2 separate regions of the Mus musculus genome follow, and region 2 is linked to region 1. A link is a loop called in an ENCODE intact Hi-C map of the cell type or tissue named here. Cell type or tissue: heart. All regions are shown on one strand. Each heading gives the region's core, and the rest is flanking DNA. Links, peaks and the distances in the headings are about the cores only.

Region 1 (7,646 bases), core at 1,683-6,682:
ACATGCAGGACTGTGTGTTAAAGGGGTGGCTCTCATCCTATCCTCTCTCTGGGTCTGCCTCCTTGCTGGCAGGGCATTGCTCTTCTTTCTGGCAAATGTGTGGATGGAGGGTAGAACACTGAGGTCACATCCTTTTTCACCTTCCGACTCCCAGTTTAGGCTAGTTCCACCATTACCTGACCCTGATACAGAGGCAACAGTGAGCAGAGCTTAGAGAAGACACGAGCCAATGCCCAGGCAGACACAGATTATGATATAGGGGCTATCGTATAGCTCAGTGGTAGAACACTTTCCTACCTTGGAAAGCCCTGCAATGTGAATTATGGGATGTGTGCTAATCTGAGATCTCCCTCCCCCAACCCTTCCCCAGTACTAAACATATACTCTCAGAGCATTTTAGCTCCCTCACGAATACAGAAACAATGGTAGTAATTATCTACTAAGTTAACACAGGTTCTTTGACAGTGCTTGGGATGTCAAGTGCTTAGTCCACATTAGGAAAAACAGAAATAGGATCTTAGCCTGGCCCTGCACAGGGTTAAGATTGGCCATGATGATAGGTGAGGCAGTTGCAGGGTTCAAGCTCTACCACAGGAAGAAGTTCCTTCCCAGCAAGTTTGCCCTCCAGGTGTGTGGCAGGCCCTCCTACGACAGGAGGTCTGATCCGTAGGCAGCAGGCTCAAGCTTGTTTCCTAGACATGGGGGCTGATGTGCCAGGTTTTGCTGACTACACATGCTGGAGATGATGTGTCCTCTCCTTCCGGGCAGGCCCTCCATCCTCTCTGACTCACCCCAGTTCTAGAGAAGGCAGTAACAGGGAAAGACTGACACCCCGAAGGGTCTCTGGCAGACATATGCTACAGACTTGACCAACATAGAAAAATTTATTGTTCAAAATCCTTCTCTTTAACCAACAGCAGAATGCAGCCCATGGGAACAGAACTTAGAGGCACGTTTGGTCATTTCTCTGTGTGTGGTTATGGAGGGGGGTTTGAATGATGTGGGTAGGGCCTTCTAGGAACCCACACACTTGGGCAAGGGTCATGTGCCAAGGCAAAGCAAGTTAGGTTAGTCTGGCATGAGGTGGGAACTCAGTGCTTTTTGGTCTTGTGTTCTGGTACCTTCTGGAAGCTAAGCAACATCAGACCCACATTGATGGCATAGGTGGTAATGCACACAATGCAGAAATCATATAACACAAAGAACAGGATCCAGGCCAGGTACACGGAACCAGCGACGGACACCAGGGAACTCAGCACCAGTAGGATAGAGGCCCAACGTCCCCTCAAGCAACCTGTAAAACAAGAGACGGTCAGTAATGGTATATCTAGAACTCTGTCATGCCTCCTCAATGACAGACAGCAGGTGCTTCTGGTGAAAGTACTCTTAAGACAGGATCTGATGGGCCTCATCTGGTCAATAATTCTTGGGACCCAGAGTAAATTCTCTTGCTAAGCTACACAAGATGAAACACAAGTTACACTTTGGAGTCCTCTCAAAAAGAAGTTCAAGGTCAACCTGGAATGTCTCCCAAAGCAAAGCAAACCAAAAAACTATCAGTTGAGCACGGTGGTGTACAGTCCCAGCACTCCGGAAGCAGAAGCAGGAGAGTTCCTGCAAATTCTAGGCCAGACTGGTCTACATAATGAACTCCGGGACAACTAGGGTTATGTAGAGAGACCCTGTCTCAAAAAGACCCTGTCTCAAAACCTACCAGGTGTGGTCCAAAGCCATGCTTTAATCCCAGCACTCTGATGGCAGACACAGTCAGATCTCTCAGTCTGAGGCCAGCTGGTCTACAGAGTGAGTTCCAGGACATTCAGGACTACACAGAGAAACCCTATCTCAACACCTGCCTCAGCCTCACCACACCCCTCAAAAACAAACCAAACAACAAAAACAAAACCCATGTGAGGTGTGGTGGCCCATGTAGTGACTTCCAGAACGGCCAGGATTACACAGAGAAATCCTCTCCTTGGGTTGGGGGGGAGGGGGGAAGAGGAAAAAAGGTGAGGGAGGGAGAGGGAGAAGAAAAAACGAAAAACTAAACAAAAAGAAAGAAGTTGATTCTTTGCCATAAAACTGAGATTGTGAGAAATCTTTGAGGGCCCTCAGCCTCTGGCTACCTAAACCAAGTAGGATAAGCCTCCTGCTAAGTGTTCTGCTTTCTTGACTCCTTGTGATGAGATTGCTCAGTAATTAGCAGCTGGGTGTCAATTGTCTGGGTCACCGACACGACACGACACGAGGTGGGGCTGCTCTGGATTTCAGAAGACAGGTCATGAAGGGGCAAAGCCACTCACTCACCTAACAACAGCTGTAAGGTGTAGAACAGGCAACCAAATATGCTGTTGGATTGGTTGAGGACGCTGTCCGCTCCTAGCATGTGCTCCACCAGCCCAAAGCCCCGGCCCCACCTGGTGGAAGTGAAAGAAGCAGGTAAGTGGGGTAGGCCAAGTGCCTCTTGAGCTTTTTTGTAGAACAGTGATTAGCAAGAAGCTCCACCTACTAAGAGTCCAAAGGGCATTGACCTGGCATGTCCTGGGGCTCTTAGTGGCCTGTCATCACAGACTATCAATAATTTTTCAGGAGTTGGTGAGATGGCTCAGGAAAAACAAGTATCAGCTGCCAGGCCTGTCAACTGGATCGAATCCCCCCGCAGCCCACAAAGAAGGAGAGACTCAACTCCCGAACGTTATTCTCTTGACTTCCACATGCATGTAGTGGCATGCATGTGCCACCTCACAAACAAATAAATGAAAGGTTAAAAGTTTTTCCCAGCTTGATTTCGCTTTACGGTGATCACAACTGGGAAATCTATTTGCTTGGGCCTACAAAGCTACAGTTCCCTCACCACCCACTAACATTTGGTCCTCCAACCCGGACAGAGTGAGCCACTTTGTCCCCTCAGCACAGCCAATAGTCCACCCCCTCCTCCCGCTTTGTATCATCTCAAGTTTCCTCAGTCTCTATGCAATATACTGCCCTGCCTCCTCCAGTCTTCCCATCATTGGTATTTACAGTATCCTCAGAAAGCGTTCAAGCACCAGTATCTCTGTGAGGTCCAGTGTGCACGTCCGATTACCCACCAAAACCCATGGAGCCAGGCCGCTCTCAAAGTGTCCTTTCTGTGGACACTGCGACCCCAGACTCCAAAATTATCTGGTAACCTGGCCTTCAAGAGCCCCATGCTTTCCATGTCTGCACGCACCGAGAGGAGAAGACGCGGGAACAGCTGATGGCCGTGCCCACATCGCAGAGCGCGCGGTAATTTTCATCGCGGGCGCGCGCCGCCTTCACGTGCAGTGCGTACAGTGAGAGGGCTAAGCCAGCGAGGCACAGTGCAAGCCGCACGAGTCCAGGGCTCCTCCAGGTGGTGCCCATGTCGACAGTACAGCCCAGGGACAGGAGGGAAGAATCGCCACGGGGCAGGGCGGGGCCTGCTGTCACCACGCCCCTCCTACCGGAAGATTGGTCGGCCTCCGCTGGCGTTCTCCAATTCAATTGGTTATTCTTAGGCATGACAGCTAGGAATGCTGGGCTGGTAAACAGGATTTAGGAATGTGGGTAATCATTGATAACGCAGCTGCCGGGCATGATGGGAATTGTAGTTGGAGAGGCTGCAAGACATTAAGGGAAATTTGAGTATGTAGTGCTGTAAAGCTACTTTGTTTTGTTTTGTTTGGTTTTTCAAGGACAGGGTTTCTCTGTGCAGCCCTGGCTGTCCTGGAACTCACTCTGTAGACCAGGTTGGCCTCTAACTCAGAAATCTGCCTGCCTCTGCCTCCCAAGTGCTGGGATTTAAAGGCGTGTGCCACCATGCCCGGCTCTGTAAAGCTACTATTAACAGGACGGTAACACACACACACACACACACACACACAAACACAAACACACTGTCGCTATCTTCAGACACACCAGAAGAGGGCATTGGGTCCGGTTACATATGATTGTGAGCCACCGTGTGTGGTTGCTGAGAATTGAACTCAAGGACCTCTGGAAGTTCAGTCAGTGCTCTTAACTGCTAAACCATCTCCCGTTTAGCTCATTTGGGGGGGGGGGGGAGGTGAGACAGGGTTTCTCTGTGTAGCCCTGGTTGTCCTGGAACTCACTCTGTAGAAGACCAGGTTGGCCTCGAACTCAGAAATCCTCCTGCCTCTGCCTCCCGAGTGCTGGGATTAAAGGCATGCGCCACCACGCCCGGCTTAGCACATTTTTTATGACAAGTTCTGTCTATGCATCTGGTATGTCTAGAACCTACGGGTCAATAGACGAATGGAATTCCGCGAAAGCAGGGATACGACTCTGGAAGCATTTTCCCCGAAATTATTTCAGATACCATTTGTCTACAACCTGTCTTTCAAGATCACCGCCAGCCATCCCTCGTGTCTCACTAGCGCCCCTTGTGGGCAGAGGCACCCTCCCTCTCACAATAAATTCCTTTATCTAGGCCATACTTTCCTGTGATTTCCCAGACCTCTGTACCACTGTGGCGCACTCTTGGCAAAACCTGAGCCTGGATCAACCCAACAATCCCTCTTATATTATCTCCCCTTTACAAATATCCCCCCCTCCCCACTGAGGACCTGTCAGTTCTGTACTGTCTGCCTTTCCACCCTTCCCATTTGCCTGGAGTTTCTTCACCAGCTCCCTCTCCAGTTGTCTTTAATCTAATCCCTTCACAGCCAAGTTTTGGGAAGATTTTACATTCCCAGTCTTCCTTACGTCTTACTGATGCTCACATGACAAACTAGCTGCCCTTGAGCATGTCCTTGACACCTAGTTGCAAGCATGACTTGAACATTGAGTCTAATGTTTATTTTTAGAGTCAAAAAGTTTGACTTCCAAGTGATATTAGTTACTGCTTTAAGGAACTCTTTCTTCCTTGATGGCTGCCCTCTCTCCATGGCTTCTCCTTCTCGGGTCTACTTCTTTTACGTCAGAGAGTGTGGTGGATACTGTAAGTGTTCCTGCTCAGATGGGAAGGTATCCTGGGACTCGGAAGCCCAGGAACGACACAGCTGAGGAGAGAAGGTATTCCAATGGGAGGGCATCCTGAGACATGGGGGCCCAAGAGCCACACAGCTCTGAGAGGAAGCATCCTCAGCAGAGGCATTGCAGCTCCCAGGAAATGACATCCCCAGCTGAGCTGAGGAGCCTCAGCCCCACTCTGTCTCTTCGCTTCCTCCCTTCTTCTCTGTATTGCTTCTTTTGATGAGAGTCATGAAGTAGAAACTTATGGGTTCTTTGGAGAGTCAGTTGTGTTGGACGGTGTTTTGCTGTCACAAACGTGAAGAAACATTTCACTGAAGCAGACACAGGAGAGAGGATGTTCTGCTAAAGCAAGCACATGAAAGGACACATGATGAAGGAGCCTTTGCTAAGTACACACATGCATTGGCCTACCTTACATTGCTTAGTTGGGCTCTGATTGTTGGAACTCCAAAGAGAGAAACACACCAAAAACCTTCTGGTAGTGTGCTATGGCTTCTTACCATTTCCAGTGACTCAGGCTGATGGGCAGAGTGATATCAGCTGAGAAGACTCAAGTGCAGAGGGAAGCCCGAGGAGACACGTGATGTTTGGAGGTCGTATAAAAAGGACTTGATGGACAGTGACAGGAGCCAGGAGTTTGGCTTGCTCGCATAGCTAAACGTTTGTTGGTCTTGAGTCTTCGCTGATCTTCACTTCTTTGAGAGAGGCGCAGCTGAGAACATTTCCCCCTGGCATTCCTGTTGTCCCTGGTCCCTCCTGTTGACTCGTGTCAATGTGGCAGAGGCCTAGCTGTCTCTGCTAGGTCGTGCCACCACTACTGATTTGTGTTTGCTATCCTGACTCTATCGAACTGGACTGTTGGTGCATCCATGAAATGTTTGCAGGTGGATCGAGCTGCCCCTGCTGACTTGTGAACTGAACCGCTGATTTCCTGATAACGCAGATGGGATTTGTTCCAAAGAACCATTTCTAAACAGGCCAACTTCCCCATATCCTTTCTTTTCCACTACTTCTGGTGGGAGGTGGGCTAGAAGGGAGGTTAAAATGTTTTAAAACTCTGATTAAAAGTAGGTTTTGTCTCAGCACTTGAGAGGCAGAGGCAGGCGGATTTCTGAGTTGGAGGCCAGACTGGTCTACAGAGTGAGTTCCAGGACAGCCAGGGCTACACAGAGAAACCCTGTCTCGGAAAACTAAAAAGAAAAAACAAAGAAACAAACAAAAGAGATTCCATTTCCAGTTGTGACCTACAAAGAGACAGGGAAAACGAATAAATACACACAGGATAAGCTAGACACAATACTTGTCTTACTTAGGGTTTCTATTAATGTGAAGAGACACCATGATGGCAATTCTTATGGAAGAAAATATTTAATTAGGGCTGGCTTGGCTTATAGTTTCAGAGGTTTTGTCCATTAGACAGATACGGTGCTGGAGAAAGAACTGAGAGTTCTACATACTAATCAGGAGGCAACAGGAAGAGAATTGGTTTGATCTTCTGAGACCTCAAAGCCCACCCCTAGTGACACACCTCTTCCAACAAGGCCACACCCACTCCAACTAGGCCACACCTCCTAATAGTGCCACTCCCCATTGGCCTATTCGGGGTGGGGAAGGTGGAGGCGCGCGGTGTGTGGGGGGGTGCGGGTGTGGGGAGTCACAGTTTTATTCAAACCAGCATAATGGTTAACTTGAAAGGCAGACGCAGGAAGATCAAGATTTCAAGGTTATCTTCAGCACAGGTTATGGGAGACTGCCTCTAAAACTAACTAAGCCAGAGATTGTGTGAGTCCAATTAAAAAATGAAAGACCACAGGAAAGAGTCACAGGAAAGTAATCCCAGAAGACACGGAGGGAGTCCTGAGCTGATAATGAATGTCATTGGCTTTGAAAATCGGGGAAGAACAAAGAATCAGAAAGAAACAGATCTTCCTTAGAGTCTCTAGAAAGGTCTCTCAGAGCAGCCCTGGATGACATAAAACTTTTCACAATGCTCTGCCTCAGATTCCTGAGTGACAGACAGGTGTCATGACCTCTGACCAGAATTGACTAATCAATCCATTAATAATGTGTGCTTTGGGGAGCCCTGGAAGCCTTGAGTGAGTGAGTGAGTGAAGGCTGGATGAAGTCCTGAGTGGAGTGTACTGTTGACATGGCCACAGCCACCTCGGGACCAGGACCTCAGACCCATGGGAATTTGACAAAGCTCCTTCAGGCTCTGAGGGATGGCGGGGTCCTCCTCTGGTCTAAGTGGAAGTGTAAACGGTATGTGCAAGTGTGAGTGTTTGGGAACAATTGACCAAAGTGGTAAAAACTCGCAACTGCAGCTTCCTCCTACCAGATGTTCAAAGGCTGAAGCTGGTCACTGTAGACACCTCCTACTGACATTGGCTAACTTCTCCCTCCCTCCGTAGTACATAATGAACTCTCTCAGGTCCTGGGTATTTGCAGAGTAGGTGCACCCCATCACCCTGTCAGAGTAAGCACAGTAGGTGTATCTGTGTGTCTAGTCTCTCTTCGTTCCCTCACTCCACCCCATTCCCCACCCCCGTCAGGTTTCTGGGACCAAGGCATGCAGGATTCAGTAATGTGGTATCGTGCAGACCAGCCTCGGTCTTTTGACCGCTCAGTTTTCATGCCTCCAGTTTCCTAGT
Region 2 (7,646 bases), core at 1,500-6,499, 51 kb before region 1:
GACCCAAAATTAAAACAACAAAAAAGTGAATTCTACAGAGCATCCTTAGTAGGTGGCTGAGAGTAGGCAGTGTACCCTTCCCCACCTCGAAGAAGCTGTTGGGGCACAGCTCAGACGCTGGGGTGTCGGGGACGTCGCGAGACTGAAGCCCGAGACGTCGCTGACAGGCCGGAACACATGACTGGCGGTCGGGCGTGCAGCCCGCGGAGCTGGGCCCGGCCTGTCACGTGATGAGGGGGCGCCATGGGGTGATGTGAGATACGAGGCTCTCAGACTGCGTGCAAATGACGCATTCCCAACCCTTTGGGCAACTAGATCTCGGCTCCAATATGAGATGTTCCGGTAGTGGGGGGGGGGGGAGCAGCGGGGCGGGCTCTGGACTCAGGCAGCCTCGCTTCCGTTCGGCTGCCACTGCTTCCGACCTCCGCCTTTCCCTCTAGCGAGGACGAGCCGAGCCCTCGCGCGCATGCTCGGAGTCATCCCCCGAGGGGCGGGGCGGCAGCTGCGGGAGCAGGATGGGGGGAAGAGAAGGGAATTCCAACCTGTAGAACTTTGGGGGTCCTATGATCGGGTTCTTCCCCACGACTGTGGATGGTGAAAGGGGTGGGGCCTTTGGCGGCTCCGGGGTGTACTGGAGTTCGCTGGGTGAGGGAGGGGGTGTCAAGTGTGAGAGAGGTGCAGGACTTCCAAATTTAGAACCTTGAGGCCCTTTGGGCTCGGGTCCAGGGCACTCCGACCACCATGCGCGACAGGACCCACGAGTTGAGGCAGGTGAGAAACCGGGATGGTGAGGACACCCTGGAGTGAGGAGAAGCGGGGCCGGGCGGGCGCGCTGGAGTGAGGACTCCTGGTTTTGGGTCCCGGGCGGGTGGCTGATGGCCAGGAAGGAAAATCCCGGAAGCCCATGGTTCCTGCGGGGCGAGAACCGCAGCGAGCAACTGTCGCCAATGACTCCGGCCCTGGCAGGGGGATAACATCTCAGACGATGAAGATGAGGTTCGAGTCGCGCTGGTGGTGCACTCAGGTGCTGCCCGGTTGGGCAGCCCGGACGACGAGTTCTTCCAGAAGGTAAGGGTCAGGAGAACCGAGGAGTAGGGCGGACTAGAGTGACACTTAAGTCTTCAGCCCTCTTGGTGATCCTTCCTAGGTGCAGACAATTCGGCAGACTATGGCCAAACTGGAGAGTAAAGTCCGGGAGTTGGAGAAACAGCAGGTCACCATCCTGGCCACGCCTCTTCCCGAGGAGAGTAAGCGAAACCTAGGGCTCACGCACGCCAGCCCGGTGGACTATGGGGGATGTAGTTTTATTCAGGTGATGGCCAGGATGGGTTTGGTTTTGGTTTGTGGGAGAGGCTGTGATTTAGAAGTGTTGGCTTTCTCGTTTAGGCATGAAGCAGGGCCTGCAGAACCTGCGAGAGGAGATCAAACAGCTGGGGAGAGAGGTCCGGGCGCAGCTAAAAGGTGAATGAATTTCAAGGGTCTCAGCCATATCTTTCCCTTTGATTCAGCCCAGTTGCTGGTGTATCTAGTTGTTGTATACAGTCAAGTGATAGATCCAGGTCACACAGCAGACTTGGGTCTAGGATCTCTGTCCCATGGCATCAAAGCCATGGTACTTTGCAGAGCACATTATGGCCTCTCAGATTCCTTTATTATTATTTTAAGTTTAAATTCAAAATTACTTACTGCTCTCATCCTTTCAGGCCAGTGTGTATTCTTTGGGCAAGCAGATGAGAGGTTCCTCCACGCTTGTGGGAACCCACTGGTGTAATTCAAAGAAAAACATATCTCAGAAATTCAGAATTCGCCCCCTTCTCCTCTCCCTTCTCTCTTCTCACCTACTCCTCCACCTCTTCCTCCTATATAGACCAGGATGGCCTCAAATGCACGGAGATCCATCTTTCTCTGCCTCTTGAGTGCTGAGATTAAATTAAAAGCTCGCTCCTTCTTTTTTCTTCTCCTCCTCCTCCATTATGCATTACTACCAGAAGGCATTCCTGTTCATAGTCACTATGTAATAAAAATGTTAGAAAACAAGAAACTCCTTACTACGTAGCTGGAATGTAGATGTGGCCCTGATCTGGTCTCCAATCACTTTTTAAAAATTCACTTAAAATATTTTATTATATGGCTTACACTTTTATTAATGGGTTTGTGTGTGTTCAATATGTAGATCAGGCTAACCTCCAACAGAATGCAGCTGGTCTCCCAAACAATGTTTGTAAGTCTCAGGAGGAACCCCTCTTCCCATCCATCCTTGTGTCTCTCCCACAGCCATAGAGCCCCAGAAGGAGGAAGCTGATGAGAATTACAACTCAGTCAACACAAGGATGAAGAAAACCCAGGTGGGTTGTACTTTCCTAGGACCAAGGGATTTCATTCATTGTTTCTTAGGTTCCTGCATGGTGACTTAGAGGCCCTTGATTCTAGGATCTCTGTCCTGATGCTTTTCCATATAAAAAAGCTTATGCTCAAGAGAGGAAGAACTGGGTGCAGGCAGAGAACCAAATCTCCAAATGCTGAATCCATTAGAACCCCCTGCCTCCTCCAGTCAAAGAGAATTGGCTGTGTCAGACATGACTTAGGCCTGGCTGTGAGACACATACTTTCCCAAGCCTGAGACGGGGAGTTTGGACTGAATAGGGGACAAAGACATTTCTCATGTAGGACTTAGTGCCTTATCATTCTACTCAAGGGAAGAAGAACTAGAAATAAAAACAAGCAGGGTTGGAAAGACGGCACCGAGGTTAGGAGCAGTGGCTGCTCTTCCTTCCAGAGGACATCCTTGGCCCCATAGATAGAGTTCAGAGATGAAAGAGTGGCAGAATGAAGGATGTGAGAGGACCCTGTTGCACTGTGGTAGTGGCACGGTGACACCGAGGTACACGAGCAAACCTGCAGTCTACACGGCAACACTGACATTCACCAAGCCTTCAACACATGCACACTGAGTGCTTGTACACCCTCTGAACTAACCATTCTACCCTTGAGACTTAGGTCCTATAGGGCCAGACAGTCACCAAATAAGGAAATTATTTTCACTTTTCCTTACTGAGACAGGGTCTCACTAACCAGCTCTCGCTGGCCTGGAGCTCACTACATAGGTAAGGCTGCCCTCAAACTCAGATCTACTTGTATCTGTCTCCCCAATGCTAGGATCAAGGTATAGGACACCACACTGGGCTTACATCATTTCATAATCTAATAATGAGTATTAGGAGACAAAACAGCATAAAACGAGGGAACGTACTGACGGAGTGAGGCATGTAATTTAAACAATGGGAAGGGGGTGAACTGTGGTAGGGTGTGTGCTGAGCATGCTTGAGACCCTGTTTTCACTCGACAGTGATACAGAAAGCTGTAGGTTTTCTGTGAACGTGTGTGAATGAGTGCACGCGCACACCACAGTGCTCATGTTGAGGTCAAAGTGATGAGTTTTCACCTTTCCTCTTGCCAAGGTTGGGTCTGTCTGTGACTGCTCTGTACTGTGCCCCTCTTGCCTCTGCTTCCCAGCTCACCTTAGACATGCTGGCATCACAGAACCGCACGCACCACCACATCTGGCTTTGAATGGGTTCTAGGATCACTGGCTGTGGGTTTTCAGGCTTGCACAGTAGTCTGTTTATAGGCTCAGCCATCTGCAATGTCCCATCCTACTACAAATAAATTTAGAAAATCAGTAAGGGCTGGGGGTATTGCTAGAGTGCTTGTCTAGCACACCCGGGGCTCTGGTCAGGTGTCCACCACCACATAAGACAGTGCTCTGTTCGTGTACACCAGTGATGCTAGCAGGCCAGCGTGGGCTATATGGGACACAGTCTCAAACCAGATAATAGTAATAAAAATTAATAAATAAGGTCAAAATTAAAATCTCAAAAATAGGGGGCTGGCGAGATGGCTCAGTGGTTAAGAGCGCCGACTGCTTTTCTGAAGGTCCTGAGTTCAAATCCCAGCAACCACATGGTGGCTCACAACCATCCGTAATGAAATCTGATGCCCTCTTCTGGAGAGTCTGAAGACAGCTACAGTTTACTTAAATATAATAAATAAATAAATCTTTAAAAAAAATCTCAAAAATAGTTGAAGCAACTTGGTGCACACCTGTAACCCCAATGCTTGAAAGGTAGAGAAAGAAGATCAGGAGTTCAAGGCCAGTGTGAGCCATATGAAGCCCATGTCTCAAAACCAACTAACAACAGAAAATAAGGAAGGTGGGGTTAGAGACATGGCTCAGCGGTTAAGAGCACTGGCTACTCTTCAGGGGACCTGGGTTCGATTCTCAGCCCCGACATGGTGGCTCACAGCCTTCTATAACTCCAGTTTTGGGGGTCTGATACCTTCTGGCTTCCACAGTCACCAGGCACGTGTGATGTACTGATGAACATGTAGGTAAAATACCCTAAAAATACACACAAAACAATACAAATTTGGAAAAAGTAAATGGTTGAAGACTTAAGGGTGCTTGAGAAAAAACCTAGGCAGAAGGAGCAGTGCACCAACGCAGAGACGAGCATGTTAGGGAGAAACCACTGTGGAGGAAGGAGAAGGAAGGAGGTGGGGAGGTGTGGGGAGGAAGAGGCAGTGACGGGTCTAATGGGGGTCCTGATAAGACCTTTGGCTTTCTTTCTGAGGCGTGAGGGGGTCTGCCAAGATCACAAGGTAGTTATGGCCCCAGCCTCCTGGCAGTTCCTGCTGACGCCCAGCTAGGCTTTCTGTTCTTAGCATGGAGTCCTGTCCCAGCAATTTGTCGAGCTCATCAACAAGTGCAACTCAATGCAGTCCGAATACCGAGAGAAGAATGTGGAGCGGATCCGGAGGCAGCTGAAGATCAGTGAGTTGGGGTACCTTGTCCTCGGGGTTTGGGGCCTCTGATCAGCTCTGAACTGGCCCTTCCTGTTACAGCCAATGCTGGAATGGTGTCTGACGAGGAGCTGGAACAGATGCTGGACAGTGGGCAGAGTGAGGTGTTTGTGTCTAATGTGAGTGGCCATAGCTATCCTTCCTTTGTGGGCGGCCGTTCCATCCCTGGGTCCTGGTTTCTTTGTGTGGAAGGCAGGCCAAGGCCCAGTCAGGCATGGATTAGAATGCTGGGTCCACAGGTTCGAGGGCTGTTCGAGAAGCGCGGGTAAACTGTTGAGAACCAGGTGCTGGTGTCCCTGTGACGTCTCCAGTTCCTGCCTGTCTCCCCAGATCCTGAAGGACACGCAGGTGACTCGGCAGGCCCTGAATGAGATCTCTGCGCGGCACAGTGAGATCCAGCAGTTGGAGCGCAGTATCCGAGAGCTCCATGAGATCTTTACGTTTCTAGCTACGGAGGTGGAGATGCAGGTGCGTGCCCAGAAGCCCGTGCAACCTTTAGTCCTGGCCTTGACCTGGAGTTGAGATGCTCTCCTGGACTTGTCTGCAATTCCAAGCTTGGGCCTGCTTCCAGGTGGCCTCTACTTTTATCCTTAACCAAATTCTCCTCACAGCTGCCTCGATGGCATCCCTCCTGAGCCACCAGCGTGCACCTCACCTAGGCATGGCCTTAGTCATGGCTTCTTTTCCTATGACAGAAGCCCTCTAATGCTGTTAGAGCTCCTGTGGAAAGCGGTCCCTAGAGGGTCAACCTCCTGGTCTCTCCTAGGTTAGAATGGCCCTGTCCTGACCTTCTGAGATGAACTCCGCAGTGCTGCAGCCGTTCTCTTCTGCAGCTGTAGTCCTGGGAAATCACTCACCCACTGGGAGCACCAGGACCTAAGCTGGTAGTGCCAGGAGCAGGCAGGGAGAGGGATGGAGACCGGCCTAGAAGAATGGGCAACTTCAGACAAGTTTACTATCTATGGGGAAGGTACTAGTCCTATGAGGCCGTGGCTGCAGGCATCCACTGCAAACGAGGTTATGTAGGATAATGGAACAGAGAGAAAGAACAACCTGACGGGGTGGGGCCTGAAAGCCTTACTGTGAACAGCTCAGGTCCTGCCTTAGCTTTGTTAGTGTATCTTTTTTTTTTCTGCTGATAATGTCTTGATTAGCCAGGCAGTAGTGGTGGCGCACGCCTTTAATCCCAGCACATGGGATGCGGAGGCAGGTGAATCCCTTGAGTTCTAGGCTAACCTGGTCTACAGGTAGAGTTCCAGGACAGCCAGAGCTGCACAGAGAAACCTTGTCTGTCCCTCGAGTGTCTTGGTTAGATTGGACTGGGCTGGGCAAGTAACTGTTCTCACATCGATGCCTGGTCGGCCCTCCCCCTCTGAACCATCTCGTGTCTCTGGGCAGGGGGAGATGATCAAAGGAGATGATCAATCTATCTATCTCGTGTCTCTGGGCAGGGGGAGATGATCAATCTATCTATCTTGTGTCTCTGGGCAGGGGGAGATGATCAAAGGAGATGATCAATCTATCTATCTCGTGTCTCTGGGCAGGGGGAGATGATCAATCTATCTATCTTGTGTCTCTGGGCAGGGGGAGATGATCAATCTATCTATCTCGTGTCTCTGGGCAGGGGGAGATGATCAATCTATCTATCTCGTGTCTCTGGGCAGGGGGAGATGATCAATCTATCTATCTTGTGTCTCTGGGCAGGGGGAGATGATCAATCTATCTCGTGTCTCTGGGCAGGGGGAGATGATCAAAGGAGATGATCAATCTATCTCGTGTCTCTGGGCAGGGGGAGATGATCAATCTATCTATCTCGTGTCTCTGGGCAGGGGGAGATGATCAATCTATCTATCTCGTGTCTCTGGGCAGGGGGAGATGATCAATCTATCTATCTCGTGTCTCTGGGCAGGGGGAGATGATCAATCTATCTATCTTGTGTCTCTGGGCAGGGGGAGATGATCAATCTATCTCGTGTCTCTGGGCAGGGGGAGATGATCAAAGGAGATGATCAATCTATCTTGTGTCTCTGGGCAGGGGGAGATGATCAATCTATCTATCTCGTGTCTCTGGGCAGGGGGAGATGATCAATCTATCTATCTCGTGTCTCTGGGCAGGGGGAGATGATCAATCTATCTATCTCGTGTCTCTGGGCAGGGGGAGATGATCAATCTATCTATCTTGTGTCTCTGGGCAGGGGGAGATGATCAATCTATCTCGTGTCTCTGGGCAGGGGGAGATGATCAACCGCATCGAGAAGAACATCCTGAGCTCGGCCGACTACGTGGAACGTGGGCAAGAGCACGTCAAGATAGCCCTAGAGAATCAGAAGAAGGCGAGGAAGGTAAGCCTGGCCCCCAGCCCCGGCCTTGGGCACTCCAGAGTGACTGTCCGTGACCCTTCCTCTCCCACAGAAAAAAGTCATGATTGCCATCTGTGTCTCTGTCACTGTTCTCATCTTGGCTGTCATCATTGGCATCACCATAACCGTTGGATAATGTCACATGTTCTTGGTGAGAAATGGCGGGCCTGCCCCATCCCTGGCAGCAGCCTCCCCGCCTCCTGTCAGACCCATTTCTTTCTCCTTCCCTTGCAGGCATTGGGAGAGACAGAGACCCAGCTTTTGTGGAGGTGGGGCAGGCCTCCAACTGAACCCGTCCGCACACTGGACCTTGTGCAGAGGGCCTGCGGCTCGTCCTGGGTTGGCAGCTGCTCATTCATGGAGTCCTCCCCTGGAGTCCTCCACAATGCCTGCGAGACAGTTTTCAATGTCCTGTTTGTCTGGGATA

What was found. Peaks named below come from ENCODE experiments on the same cell type or tissue, not always from the same donor. Only the 100,000 strongest peaks of a DNase experiment are listed, where the experiment ranks them.
Region 2: a loop joins it to region 1, with 3 times the contacts of the local background. A loop is called at or near these places in 1 of 42 quality-filtered maps.

What each region holds. Positions count from the first base shown.
Region 1 is chr7:127,892,198-127,899,843 of GRCm38, forward strand. It overlaps Vkorc1 (vitamin K epoxide reductase complex, subunit 1), which reads right to left and starts at 3,420. Exons shown (of 3, transcript NM_178600.2): 1 at 3,212-3,420; 2 at 2,308-2,417; 3 at 866-1,294. The coding sequence starts at 3,384. The coding sequence ends at 1,092. It also overlaps a transcript of Prss53 not described here. In heart, for the core only: CTCF peaks have their summits at 3,388 and 4,399; DNase peaks (open chromatin) are centred at 3,464 and 4,224; H3K4me3 peaks cover 1,704 bases; H3K27ac peaks cover 1,797 bases.
Region 2 is chr7:127,841,298-127,848,943 of GRCm38, forward strand. It overlaps Stx4a (syntaxin 4A (placental)), which reads left to right and starts at 511. Exons shown (of 11, transcript NM_009294.3): 1 at 511-771; 2 at 967-1,068; 3 at 1,148-1,247; 4 at 1,387-1,461; 5 at 2,275-2,345; 6 at 4,723-4,831; 7 at 4,903-4,979; 8 at 5,191-5,328; 9 at 7,091-7,201; 10 at 7,272-7,370; 11 at 7,454-7,646. The coding sequence starts at 742. The coding sequence ends at 7,355. In heart, for the core only: no CTCF peak of the experiment used is centred there; no DNase peak of the experiment used is centred there; H3K4me3 peaks cover 279 bases; H3K27ac peaks cover 111 bases.